Regions from separate parts of the Homo sapiens genome. Here regions 1 and 2 are each linked to region 3. The links are chromatin contacts, found by Hi-C in ENCODE. All regions are on one chromosome and are shown on one strand. The core of a region is the stretch at or near the end of the contact, and the rest is flanking DNA. Distances in the headings are between cores, read along the strand shown. Region 1 holds the start of RAP2C-AS1 (RAP2C antisense RNA 1). Region 2 overlaps FIRRE (firre intergenic repeating RNA element). Region 3 holds the start of SASH3 (SAM and SH3 domain containing 3).

Region 1 (3,989 bases), core at 728-3,227, 2.4 Mb after region 3:
GCGGGAGGGGGTGTTGGGGGGTGGGAGGGGAAGGTGTGGGTGGGACAGACACAGAGGACTTATCTGTGCAACAGATAATCGGCTCCAAATAATTTTTTCAAAGTGCTCTATTTACCCGAGATTATTTGTTAGATGTTTTGTCGTGTAAGTTAATCAATACTTGTTGAATTGAGCAAGCAACTTCAGAAGGTTATATTCCAGGCGAAATATACACAGACTGACATTTCTTTTTCACTTTTCTTTCACTTAAAAATAGCTTTAAAATATTTGTTGACGCTTGTTACTTTTTACTACGCTCTATAGAAACAACCCGATAGTCTTCCATGGCAGGAGTAACCTCAAAAATGCGTCATGTCTAACTTTCAAAAGCAAAGCACAGTCATTAATGCACGGTTCAAGCAACCCAGAAGTCGATGTCGGATTACCACACCCCCTTCTAACAAATTACAAGACTTGGTTTGGTTACCTGAAAAGACTGTTGATTAACCAGGCTATAAACCAGGATGAAACCTTGGCCGTTTTTGATGTAGAGATCTCTCATGGAGGCAAACTGCTCAGTTCCTGCGGTGTCCAGAATTTCCAGCACGGAGGGGGAAGAGTCCACTTCGATCTCTTTGCGGTAGAAATCTTCAATGGTGGGGTCATATTTCTCAATGAAAGTCCCAGTGACAAACTGCACAGTAAGGGCAGATTTGCCAACCCCTCCACTCCCTAACACCACTACCTTGTATTCCCTCATGAGTCTCACCTTCACCAACTCCTACCAGAGGGGGGGAAAGATCACCCCGCTAGCTGTGGCGCGGCTAGACGAGGCGGAAGGTGGGCGGAAATCTGCGAACTGGGGAGGAGAGTGCAGAGGAGCAGAGGGCCCAACCGGGGAAGAAGAGGAAGTTACAGGAGGGGGAGGGGAAAGAGCGTAGAGTCGGGGAGGGTGGGGAAGGGATGGTAATGCCCTTCCTATAGGAACTGCAGCCCGAGCAGGGGGCGTGGGGAGGAGGGCGAGCCTGGGAAAAGCCCGGCGAGGGTGGCGAGGAGGCGCGTGCCCCCGGGAGGGAAAGGGTGGGGGCTGCGGCGAGGGGACCCTGCGGCGAGGCGGACGTCGGAGGAGCCCGCAGCCCGGGGCTGCCCGGCACTCCTCCCCCGCCCTTCACACAAAGGGGCCCAGGGACCCCGCTTCCTGCTCGCGCAGCCCAGCCGGCTCAGGCCTGAGGGCTCCGTTCCAGTTACCGCTGCCCGGGCGGGTTTCTGGGCCCCGGCTCCCGCGGGGGTCGTCCGGCCTGTGAAGGGGAGAAGGACGCACATTACCCGGCTGACCCCCGCCCCGAACCTGCGGCGCCGGCCGCCGCCTCCCCCAACTCCCACCCGGATCAAGCTACTGCCGCTTACCCCGCCGTCCGCACCCGCCCGGCCGCCGGGGAGGCTCTGTCACGCCAAGGCCATGGCCACCCGCTGGCTCCTCTGTCTCTCCGCTGCCCCAGCGCTGCTGCTCGCCGCGGGGAAAGAAGCGGGGGCCTTCCGCGGCGGCCGCAGGGACTCCAGGCGAACCCACCTCTTTTTTTTCTCACCCACCCCCCACCCCCACCCCCACCCCCACCCCCACCCCCACCAAGCACACACCCGGAAGGGTTTCCCTGACACACTGGCTGAGGTGCCCCAGTTCCCCGAGACTGGACGGGATCACTTCCGGTGGGGAAAGTCCCACCTCTTCGGGGCGAGCCGGGTGGCGCTGGAGCCGCGCCCTGCTGAGCGAGCGAGCCGGCCGGGGACGGTTTCGGGTCGGGACTCCGGCTTCGGGAACGGGCCTCTGGAAACCTGCGACGTCAGTCCTTACCCGCCCGCGGCTGCCGCGGACCGTCCCACCCCCAAACCCGTAGAAGCCCCTCCGACCTGCAACCTCCAGCCGCCCGGCCCTAGGACTTGAGCGGCTCCCTGGCCGGTGCGGAACCTGCGGGCTAATAATCTAGCGACCGGGAGAACGCCAAACATCCCTGGACTAGAAGTTGCAGGGGAAATCAAACAGCCCAGAAAGTTTATTCTCCTTGCTGGTATTTCTTCCACTTGCTATTTTGCTGAGAGATGCATGCAAACTACCCTTAGACTTTCAGATGCAGTGCGTTTTACTTAGCCGTGCCTGACAAACACACAGAACTTTTACCGTCTGGTAGATCCGCCTTGACTTTACCAGCGAATACTAAAGTCACTTAAAAAAAAATCACAAGGCTCGAAAACAGCAGCATTAGAAGTAGACTTTATGGTACTCTGCTCAGCTATGTTCTCATTTGATTCCAACCACTACACGGCAGAAAAGGTAACCAATATTCAAGAAAGATTTGATTGGAAACGGTTTAGGCCTAAAGACTAATTTATTTTAATCGTTGATTATGTATAACAATTTGCTTGGCTGGCTCTTACATGCTGAAGTTTTGTTTTAAAGGCCATCCTATGTAGTCTTTGAAATTCAAAAGCAAGTAGTAACTCTGGTGTTAGATTCTAAGTTTCTATTTTTAGATAAAATTGTTACTTCCGACTATCTTTCCCTTTGCTAGCTTTCTATTTGTAAACTTTGTGTCGGATCCACAGAGCCCCAGGGCCAGGAGTCTAGGCTGTATTTTAGGTGTGTCACTTTCTTTTCAATTCAAGCATGTACCCAGAAACCTGCGAGACTCAGTGGCCAGCCTAGCAAAAATGACTCCAAATTCCCTTACTTACAAGCCCTAAATGGCCAAACTCTATAAAGAGATTTATTACTCAGCCTAAATTGTTGGACATTAGAACACAGGCGAATCATAGTAGTGTGAGGTCCCACTGTCCCTCCCTGAGTATTCCCCAATGTCACTTACAGTCTTCAAAGGAGAGTTTAGTTCAATTTCTCCTTGACCTCAGGCCGGTGCCATCTCTCCAGCGAAGTCCCCAGCTCTGGCTCCAGCTGGCCTGGGCCCTGTGTCGTATCAGAGGCACTGCCCTCTGCTGGAAGGGGTTTGGTCTGTGAGTTATGAGTTTCCCCACAGGTCACTGCTCCTTTCACACGTGCTGTTGCCTGATTTGGAGCTCTGCTGCTCATCTCCCTGCCTAGCTGTCTCCAGACTGTCTGGTGGGATTCACAGCCCTCCACCAGCCGTGCTTGTAACTGAGTCTGGAAATTCCTCTTCTGATCCAGCCAGTGTTGAGCAATCGTGGCAAGTCTTTGCTCTATTACTAAACTGTCAAAGCAAGGAGTTCTTTTTCAGGTCATCCCACCTGTTGGCAATTCTAATATCTCTGAATGTGTTGGTCATGCTTAGGAGAGAGTTCTTTGTTTCTCCACGCAGTGAAACATACTCCTCCCCTCAGTACAGCGTCCTGTGGGGTCACTCTCGTCAACTACAGTGGACAAATATTACACTCAGTCTAAAGATCCTTCTAAACTTTCTTAGGAAGGGTATTCATTACAGCATTGATTAGGAAATCAAACAATTGGAAGAAGCTTAAATGTCCTTCAGTAGGTGATTTTTAAAAGTTTCATAGCTCTCTATATCTATTATCTATCATCTATCTATCTATCTACCAACCTACCTACCTACCTATCTGTATTCACAGAATAGGATATTATGCAGCTACTTTAAAAGAGAAAAGCAGATTTGTAAGTGTTTATATAAAAAGATGGCCAAGATATATTGTAGGGCTGAAAAAGCAAGATACTGAACAAATGTCTAGTTGCTACTGTTTATGTAAAACGCAGGTGTGTAATAGTTACATAGCCATTCAAATCTGAAACAAAGTAATTATGGGTGAGGACTATTATGAAATGGCTTTTATTTCTCCATATTTTAATTTATAAACAATAATTGGGAAAAAGGAAGTAAATATAACTTTATAATATTTTTAAAGGAGGAACAAAAGAAAGTTGTTGATCTTGGTTTTGTAAAAAAAAAAAAAAAAAATCCTGACTGTCTAGGGGTCAGTGGACAGGTCCGCCCAATTTAAACAAATTCCCTACCCTTGCTTGCCCT
Region 2 (3,751 bases), core at 582-3,081, 2.0 Mb after region 3:
ACGCTATTATGCAATTGGTGTTTAAAGAAAAAATACATACAGATTATAGTAATACGATAGGTCATTTTGTGTTCACTTATCTGAATTCCATATTTTCTAAATATTCTGTATTGAGTCTATTACTTTTAATTTTAAATATTTCTACTTATAAATATTTATATAAATAAAAATATTTCTATTTCTTATAAATAAATAGCTATTTTCATATTTTTAAATTATACTTTTGGATAACTAAAGTACAACTGTCAAAATGCTCATACTATAACCAAGAGAAAAAGTATAAAAGAAAAAATATGCAGGACAATGCCCAATTTTTGTAAACATGTATGTGTATATACAAATTAAAATTTATCGGCCAGGCGCACTGGCTCACACCTGTACTCCCAGCACTTTGGGAGGCCAAGGCGGGCCAATCACCTGAGGTCAGGAGTTCGAGATCAGCCTGGCCAGCATGGCGAAACTCCGTCTCTACTAAAAATATAAAAATTAGCTGGTCACGGTGGCACACGCCTGTAATCCCAGCTACTTGGGAGGCTGAGGCAGGAGAATCACTTGAACCCAGGAAGCAAGAGGTTGCAGTGAGCCGAAATTGCGTCACTGCTCTCTAGCCTGGGTGGCAGAGCAAGGCTCTGTCTCAAAAATAGAAAAAAAAGGCCGGGCACGGTGGCTCATGCCTGTAATCCCAGCACTTTGGGAGGCCGAGACGGGCAGATCATCTAAGGTCGGGAGTTTGAGACCAGCCTGACCAACATGGGGAAACCCCATCTCTACTAAAAAAAAATACGAAATTAGCCGAGTGTGGTGGCACATGCCTGTAATCCCAGCTACTAGGGAGGCTGAGGCAGGAGAATCGCTTGAACCTGGGAGGCGGAGGTTGCGGTGAGCTGAGATTGTGCCATTGCACTCCAGCCTGGGCAACAAGAGCGAAACTCCATCTCAAAAAAAAAAAATTATCAATATATTTAGGTAAATAAAGCATAAAGATGTGATCAGTGTTTGTCTCAAGACTGTGGAATGATAAATAGGGTGAACATTCCTTTCAGTGTGCCTTAGGAAGTCACGGTTCACACAGTTGTCCAACTTGGACAATAAATTATACAATTATCTAAGGAGGATACACAATGTACATTCTCTACCTAACTGCCCAATTAATTATTTAAAATGTGTTGTTTCTTTATTCATTCAAAGCATCGTGTATGTGAAAATTAAAACATGAATATATGAGGCATAAAAATATAAAAGTGTAAGAAAAGGTCATACGATAAAGTTGATAATGTTTTAACATATTAGTTCAAAACCTATGGAACAGCTTAACTCTGATGTCTTTAAATGATAATAGCTAAATATGAGTATTTATTTTGAACATCAAGTTTGAGCAACTGAAATATTTATTAGTGAGTTCTCCATCTGGAAAGACATTTAAAAAGAAGGATGCCATTTTGGTTACTTTCTAAAATATGTGAGCCAGAAAATGGAGTACGCCATAAGAGCCTGGGAAATGAGCCAGGTCAAAGACCACAACGTCTGATGGAGACAGATAGCCAAGCCTCATACAAGCTTTGGAGTTCCAGCAATATCTTTTCCTCATGCACGGACTCCTTGGGACTTGAACCTTGTATCAGAAAACTTGAAAATGGGGAAAATCCTGCATATCTAATGGTGACCGATGAGGAGATCTATGAAGCTGTAGTAGAGGAAACTGAATTACTGAAAAGAAAAGATGCCTAATGAGAGTGGGTGGTTTTAGGCTTCAGTTTGATTGTATATGGAAAGCAAAAGCAAAAGCGCAGCGGTGTGAGCAAGTTTCTTCAAACTGGGCAAGACACAAGGTAGCCATATTTCCTGGTGGCTTTGCCTGTTAGTGGTGGTTTTTTTCAGATGGAATGGGAGGGAGAAGAAGGCCTGGGGGCAGGGTTAGTTGGCTTTTCTGGGCCCATACTGCCATCGCGAGGAAGTAGTTTGACAAAAGCAAAAGCTTCGGGTTTGAACTTCCCTCCTATCTAGCAGTTAAGAAAGATGTAGCAAATTCAAAGGTTCAACAGGGCCTGACCCCAAGATGGGCCTTCTCAACTTCAACTCTTAGGCTTTCCAGGAGTTCAGTCTGGACAAAGGCAAAATCTCAGTGAAGAAGCTGCTAAGTAAGGTACCAGGACTGATGCAGGGCTTTGGTTTCCTCTCACTGTGGGCAGGACTATGGAAAAACTACAGTCTACACACAGCTTCTGGGCATTGGTCTCCTGACCCTGCCCCTTAGACCATGAGACATTTGGGCTGGCACAAGATATCCCTGTACTTTGGGGTATGGGCCCCAATGTTAGCAACGTTAGAATGTGAGGAGGGGGAAATGAATCTCATTCGAGGTGGCATCTAACAGCAGCTGGAGGTCTCAGGGACACCAAAAGTCTGGTGCCTCTGTTGCCTAGAGCAAGAAGGATCTGAGGAAAAGGAGCATGTGTCACTGTGCCAAGTCAATAAATTCCAGAACATCAATAAGAGTGCAGATATACACAACCAGAAGGCCTGGAGGTATTCTCTGAGCCCAGGAGTTAACAGCTGTAGTGGCTTTGCAGCATTTTTTTCTAGGGTCCATTGTGAAGGCATACCCACGTGGAGGGATCTGCTCTCATTTCATCTCTCTTAATGGGACAGAAATGGTTTCTTTAGCTTTCTTCTAAGGAAGATGAGGCTTTTAAGGCTCAGGATCTAACTGTTCATTAAGATTAGCAAGTATTGTTCTCTGTGCCTGCTCCTTAGCCTTTTTCTGATGAAGATTCCTTGTAGGCCTGACAAGATATCCTTCAGGGAGTTGAGTACATCAGGACCCCCAGAAAACTTGCCTCTTTAGTACCACTCTTTCGTACCAGGGATGATCTCTGTACATGATCCTTTAGAGAAAATGCTGAGCAGTCCATGAAAACAAGCATGAGTATTTTGATATTCTTTCTTCTGCTCTCTTCTAAATCTATTCCATTTGAATATTTGCATGAGTACGTGTATGTGTGACACTCATGGGTTTGTTGGTATGACTTTAGGCTTCCCCATAGTTTGCAGATCTCCTTGGGTTTTGAAATTTTTCCTTTTCCTTTTCCCTTTTATTATAAGGCCACCGCATGGGTCATTAAATATCCTTCGGATGGTTGGATTTTGTGTTACTTATAAATTTGCCCAAAGATTTTTGTTTTCTTCACCATAAAAAGTGATTTTTTAAAATTTCCATATGTAAACAGAGCAATGTATAATTTTCAGAGAAACTGATTCTTACACTGAAGGCTATTTTAAAACCTGAAAGGTATACCTTTGTTTCTTGATTTCCAATGTAAACTTTGCTTGTTACTATTTCAAACGTGGAGACATGTATAACGTTAATACTTGAGGGCATGGCCTTAAAATAATTACTCCAGGAAGGTAGACACAATGAGTATCTTCGTTAGAAGACTGCAAATTCATTCTTTAGAATTCATATATATGCACTCAACTTACAGTAGTCATACATGGAATAAGTAGAGAGAGATAGACTTTATTTTTTCCTTTGTTTTCTCTTTTTTTTTTTTTTTTTTTTTGAGACGGAGTCTTGCTTTGTCGCCCAGGCTGGAGTGCAGCGGCGGGATCTCGACTCACTGCAAGCTCCGCCTTCCAGGTTCACGCCATTCTTCTGCCTCAGCCTCCCGAGTAGCTGGGACTACAGGCACCCGCCACCATGCACAGCTAATTTTTTGTATTTTTAGTAGAGACGGGGTTTCACCATGTTAGC
Region 3 (3,900 bases), core at 1,229-3,728:
GGGACGCAGCCGCTGCGCAGGCCCGGAAGATTCTGCGACCTGCTTCCTCCCTCACGGCTCTGGCTCCAGGTGCCCCAGGCCACTACAGCGGCGTCCCCAATCCCAGAACCCTCTGGGGCTGCCCTCCTGCTCCTGGTCACGCAGAGCCCCAAAGGCCCGATGGGTCCCCTACACGGCTGCCAGGCTACTGTATATGCCGAAAAGCCTTAACCAGTTACCGCGCTTGCTAGTGACCCTGGGCCGCCTGGGAGGGACTTTCAGGGTGGAAAACACAGGCCAGTGGGAAGGAGATCTGGGGTGTGGAATCTTTTCATGAGTCTGCCTGGCCGACTGAGTAGGCCAAAGAATGTATGGTTTCAGCTTAGGGAAGAAAGATCTTATCTTCCCTGAGCTCACCCTGAAGGTTGGATGGTCAGAGGGCATAAAGCAGAATCGGAGAGGAAGTCACGAGAACATCTTGGGAACAGGGGTGGACAAGCCTAGTATTTCACAAGTACCACAGAATTGAAAGCCTTAAAAATGTGCATACCTTTGACCCCAGCAATTCCTCTTCTGGATATTTCCCCTACAGAAAAAAAACTATGGATGTGAATATTTACCATAAGTATGTTCAATGAATAATTTAAAAATTTAAGCCAACCCAAGTTCATCAGCAAGGGCTTGGTGAAATAAGCACGGCACATCCACACAATGGGATGTTCCACAGCCGTTATAAATTACGTAGTTGAAGACTATTTCATAGCATGAGACAATCTTGATACTGTGTTCAGCTGGACGTAGTGGCTCACGCCTGTAATCCCAGCACTTTGGGAGGATGAGGCAAAGAGGTCACTTGAGACCAGGAGTTCAAGACCAGCCTGGGCAACATGGTGAAACCCTGTCTCTACAAAAAATACAAAAATTAACCAGGGTGGTGGTACGCACCTATAGTCCCAGCTACTTGGGAGGCAGAGGCACAAGAATTGCTTGAACTCAGGAGGTGGAGGTTGCAGTGAGCCGAGATCACGCCACTGCACTCCAGCCTGGGAGACAGAGTGAGAGACTCCATCTCGAAAAAAAAACAAAAAAGATACTGTGTTTAGTGTGAAAAGCAGACACCAATAGTGTGAATTATGACCTTTTTTAATTAAAAAATTTTAAACAGCTTTATTGAGGTATAATGGAGCTACAATAAACTGCACATATTTGAAGTATACAATTTGATACGTTTTGACATGTGTATTCCCCCATGAAATCATCACCACAGTCAAGATAGTGAACATATTCATCACTCCTAAAAGCTTCCTGTTACCCTGTGTGATGTCTCCCTTCCCTTCTCTCCCCTCCCCTTCTCCCCAAACCAATTATCTGTTTTCTGAGCAGTATGATTTTTGTAAAAAGAAAAAAAATGTTTATAGACAGAGAGTAGATAGATGCTTAAAACAGTGTAGAGGACAATGATGGGAAATTTTGAAATTTTTTTTGTTTATGTGTTTGTGAAATTGTATGACAAATACAAGTTGCTTTTGTAATACCAAGAAGTTATTAAAGTTATTAAAATCTGCCACAGACAACCCACAAATTGAATATACTGCATAGGTGTTTGATAAATGCCTGTTGGATACTTGCTAGAGGTGTGGAGTTGGCTGTAAGTGCTTTTCAGCTGTGGTGGTGATAAATATACTCATGATGGCTGAGGGGTACTGACTGGAGGGGTGACTGCTCTAGTGATGATGGCTTTAGGTGTACTGATGGCTGTAGGAGTGATGGCTGCAGGGCTGATGGCTGCACGGATGTGATGATGGTTGTAGGAGAGATGACTGTAGGGACGATGGTTATAGGGGTGAGAGGGTCATGAGTGCGGTTGGCTGTAATGTCCAGAAGGGTGACAGCTGTAAGGATGATGGCTGGAAGGGTGATAGCAGCAATGGTGATGACTGTAGAGGTGATGGCTGAAGGATGTCAACTGTAGAGGTGATTACCATAGTGACAATGGCTATAGGTGTGCTGATGGCAGCGGGGATGGCTGCAGGCCTGATGGCTGTAGGGGTGATGGCTGTATGGTGATGGCTATTGATAGGAGTGATGGTAGCAGTGGTGATGGTCACAGGGGTGATGGTAGTGGTAGTGATGGCAGTGACGACCTTGAAGACGTGAGTTGACCGGGAGCATTGATCCAACAGGCAGCCAGATGGTCCAACTTCTGGTTTCTGGATTCTGGTCAGTGAGATAAAGGGCTTGGGTACGCCATATAATGTCGAGCTGATTGTCCACCTCTAGGAAGATGGAGCAGAAGGACTGATGATGATCGACATGAGACAACAAGGTAGGGACTTTCTCTGACTGTTCAACCCAAGAGCCGTCTGCATCAGAATCTCTGGAGACTGAAGCTTGGACTTCCTTCCTCCCTAGGGGCCGGCAGGGGCTGCGATTGCTGTAAGAGTAGGTCACGTGGCAGGGCTTCCTGTATGCTGCTGCTGCCGGGTGTCCATGGCCCGCACCCCCAAGCTGCCACTGCAGCAGTCAGAGTGGCAGCTGAAGGCTCGGTTCATGCCGTGCCCCCGGGCAGTTCTGGTGAGGCTAAGCAAGAGGCCTCTGCATCTTGACACCTAGGAGAGCAGGGACGGAGTCTCCCAGGGTGGAGGACCATGCTGCGCCGCAAGCCCTCCAATGCCAGTGAGAAGGAGCCCACTCAGAAGAAAAAGGTGAGGAGCATTTTGGGAACTCACATCTTCCTTTCCTCTGCTTGCTCGACCCATCCCTTCCAAGACTCTTGGAAGTGGGAAGAGCCAAAGGCCATATGTTGAGTCTGTAGGTGAGGGCCACTCACCTAGAAGGCAACGGGACAGGGACCCAAAGGTTAACAGAAGTACAGAAGAGATGTTTAAAATTCTGGAGCAACAGAGTTACAGAATAGATCCTTAGAAATCTAGAGTCATGCAATTCAACCCTAGAAGAATGGGAAAAAAGATCTAAAATTAGGGGCCAGAATCTTAGACTAGAATTTGAGAATAACAAAATACAATGCTTAAGCTGAACCCTAAGCTTGTACTTAACTATCTCTCCTCTACGCTGGTCCTGCTGCCACTTCTGCCCCGGCCACGGCCTCTCAGGAGCCATCTCACTCAAAGGGCCCTGCTGGGCTGCCCAGCTTGGAGCCATGATGCTCACAGGACTGCCACCCCCTCCTCCACTTTGGCCATGGCCCAGACCCTGCCCACTTGGCTCAGCTCTGTGGTAGCTCCCAGGCCCTACCCGAGATGGAGCCAACCTGGAGATGGGGGCCTGAGGCCATTCCAGTCTTGGGGGAAAAGGCATCCGGAAGTGCAGTGGGATGCAGGGGGCATACAGGTTCTTCCTGGGTGGGGAATGAGAAATTAAGTTGAGGTGGTGAGTAGGAGTGAAGGCTGAGGAGGGAGGATTTTAAAGGCCAGGAGGAAAAACAGCTGTCATGGATGGCTGAGGTGTTCATCCCCCTGGGGCAGAGACCGGACTGGAAGAATCCTTGAAGGCTGTGCCAGATCTAGGATTTTGTGGTTGAATTTGAGGATTTCCAGATTTCTTTGGTTGGGTTTGAGGATTTCTAGACCTAATTCTTTAATTCAATTGAAGGATTCTCCCAGACAATCAGCAAGTATATCCTACACATCCAATGGGATGCTAGGACAGTCCCAAAGCAGGCCTGAACTAGGTCCAAGAGGCCCAGGCTATCCCCCGCCAATTTTCCCTGGAACTCAGCCCAGGTGCCCTATGGTGGATCCCCCTTGTCAGGGGAGTAGCTCAGAGATGGAGGCCAAGGCAGCTGAAAGACTGAGACTCGGGGCAGTGGGGTGTGCATCCTGCCCCAGCTCTCAGGTCCTGGGGTGGCTGCCACTTCCGGCTGTATTCTCCCCACCCCAGCTGCTTCTCTAAGGTTGCAGT

What was found. Hi-C counts contacts between places; a loop is a spot of excess contacts on that map. Pooled maps may share reads with other maps.
Region 1: a loop to region 3 is called in a map with no recorded cell type, with 10 times the contacts of the local background. The contact joins the promoter of RAP2C-AS1 here to the promoter of SASH3 in region 3. A Hi-C loop is called at or near these places in 3 of 37 single-sample maps with no recorded cell type and 10 of 50 pooled maps.
Region 2: a loop to region 3 is called in a pooled map, with 18 times the contacts of the local background. The contact joins the enhancer-like site here to the promoter of SASH3 in region 3. A Hi-C loop is called at or near these places in 1 of 168 maps with a recorded cell type or tissue (naive thymus-derived CD4-positive, alpha-beta T cell), 2 of 37 single-sample maps with no recorded cell type and 7 of 50 pooled maps.

Annotation. Positions count from the first base shown.
Region 1 is chrX:132,216,530-132,220,518 of GRCh38, forward strand. RAP2C-AS1 (RAP2C antisense RNA 1) reads left to right here and starts at 1,978. Exons shown (of 3, transcript NR_110410.1): 1 at 1,978-2,308. RAP2C (RAP2C, member of RAS oncogene family) reads right to left here and starts at 2,918. Exons shown (of 6, transcript NM_001271186.2): 1 at 2,841-2,918; 2 at 1,703-1,812; 3 at 1,387-1,483; 4 at 467-1,277. The coding sequence starts at 739. RefSeq lists silencers at 908-1,347, 1,358-1,407 and enhancers at 2,840-2,909, 3,240-3,289.
Region 2 is chrX:131,811,445-131,815,195 of GRCh38, forward strand. All of the region lies in intron 2 of FIRRE (firre intergenic repeating RNA element), which reads right to left. Among named protein-coding and RNA genes, the nearest start is that of FIRRE, 17 kb to the right of the region's middle. RefSeq lists an enhancer at 1,617-1,886. Within about 2 kb of position 1,832, at least 17 of the 41 ENCODE cell types and tissues checked have a DNase peak (open chromatin) inside an H3K27ac peak, as active enhancers do.
Region 3 is chrX:129,777,471-129,781,370 of GRCh38, forward strand. SASH3 (SAM and SH3 domain containing 3) reads left to right here and starts at 2,479. Exons shown (of 8, transcript NM_018990.4): 1 at 2,479-2,684. The coding sequence starts at 2,628. It overlaps LOC124905215 (a long non-coding RNA gene), which reads right to left. Exons shown (of 2, transcript XR_007068328.1): 2 at 1,105-2,809. RefSeq lists enhancers at 2,230-2,389, 2,640-2,719, 2,770-2,829.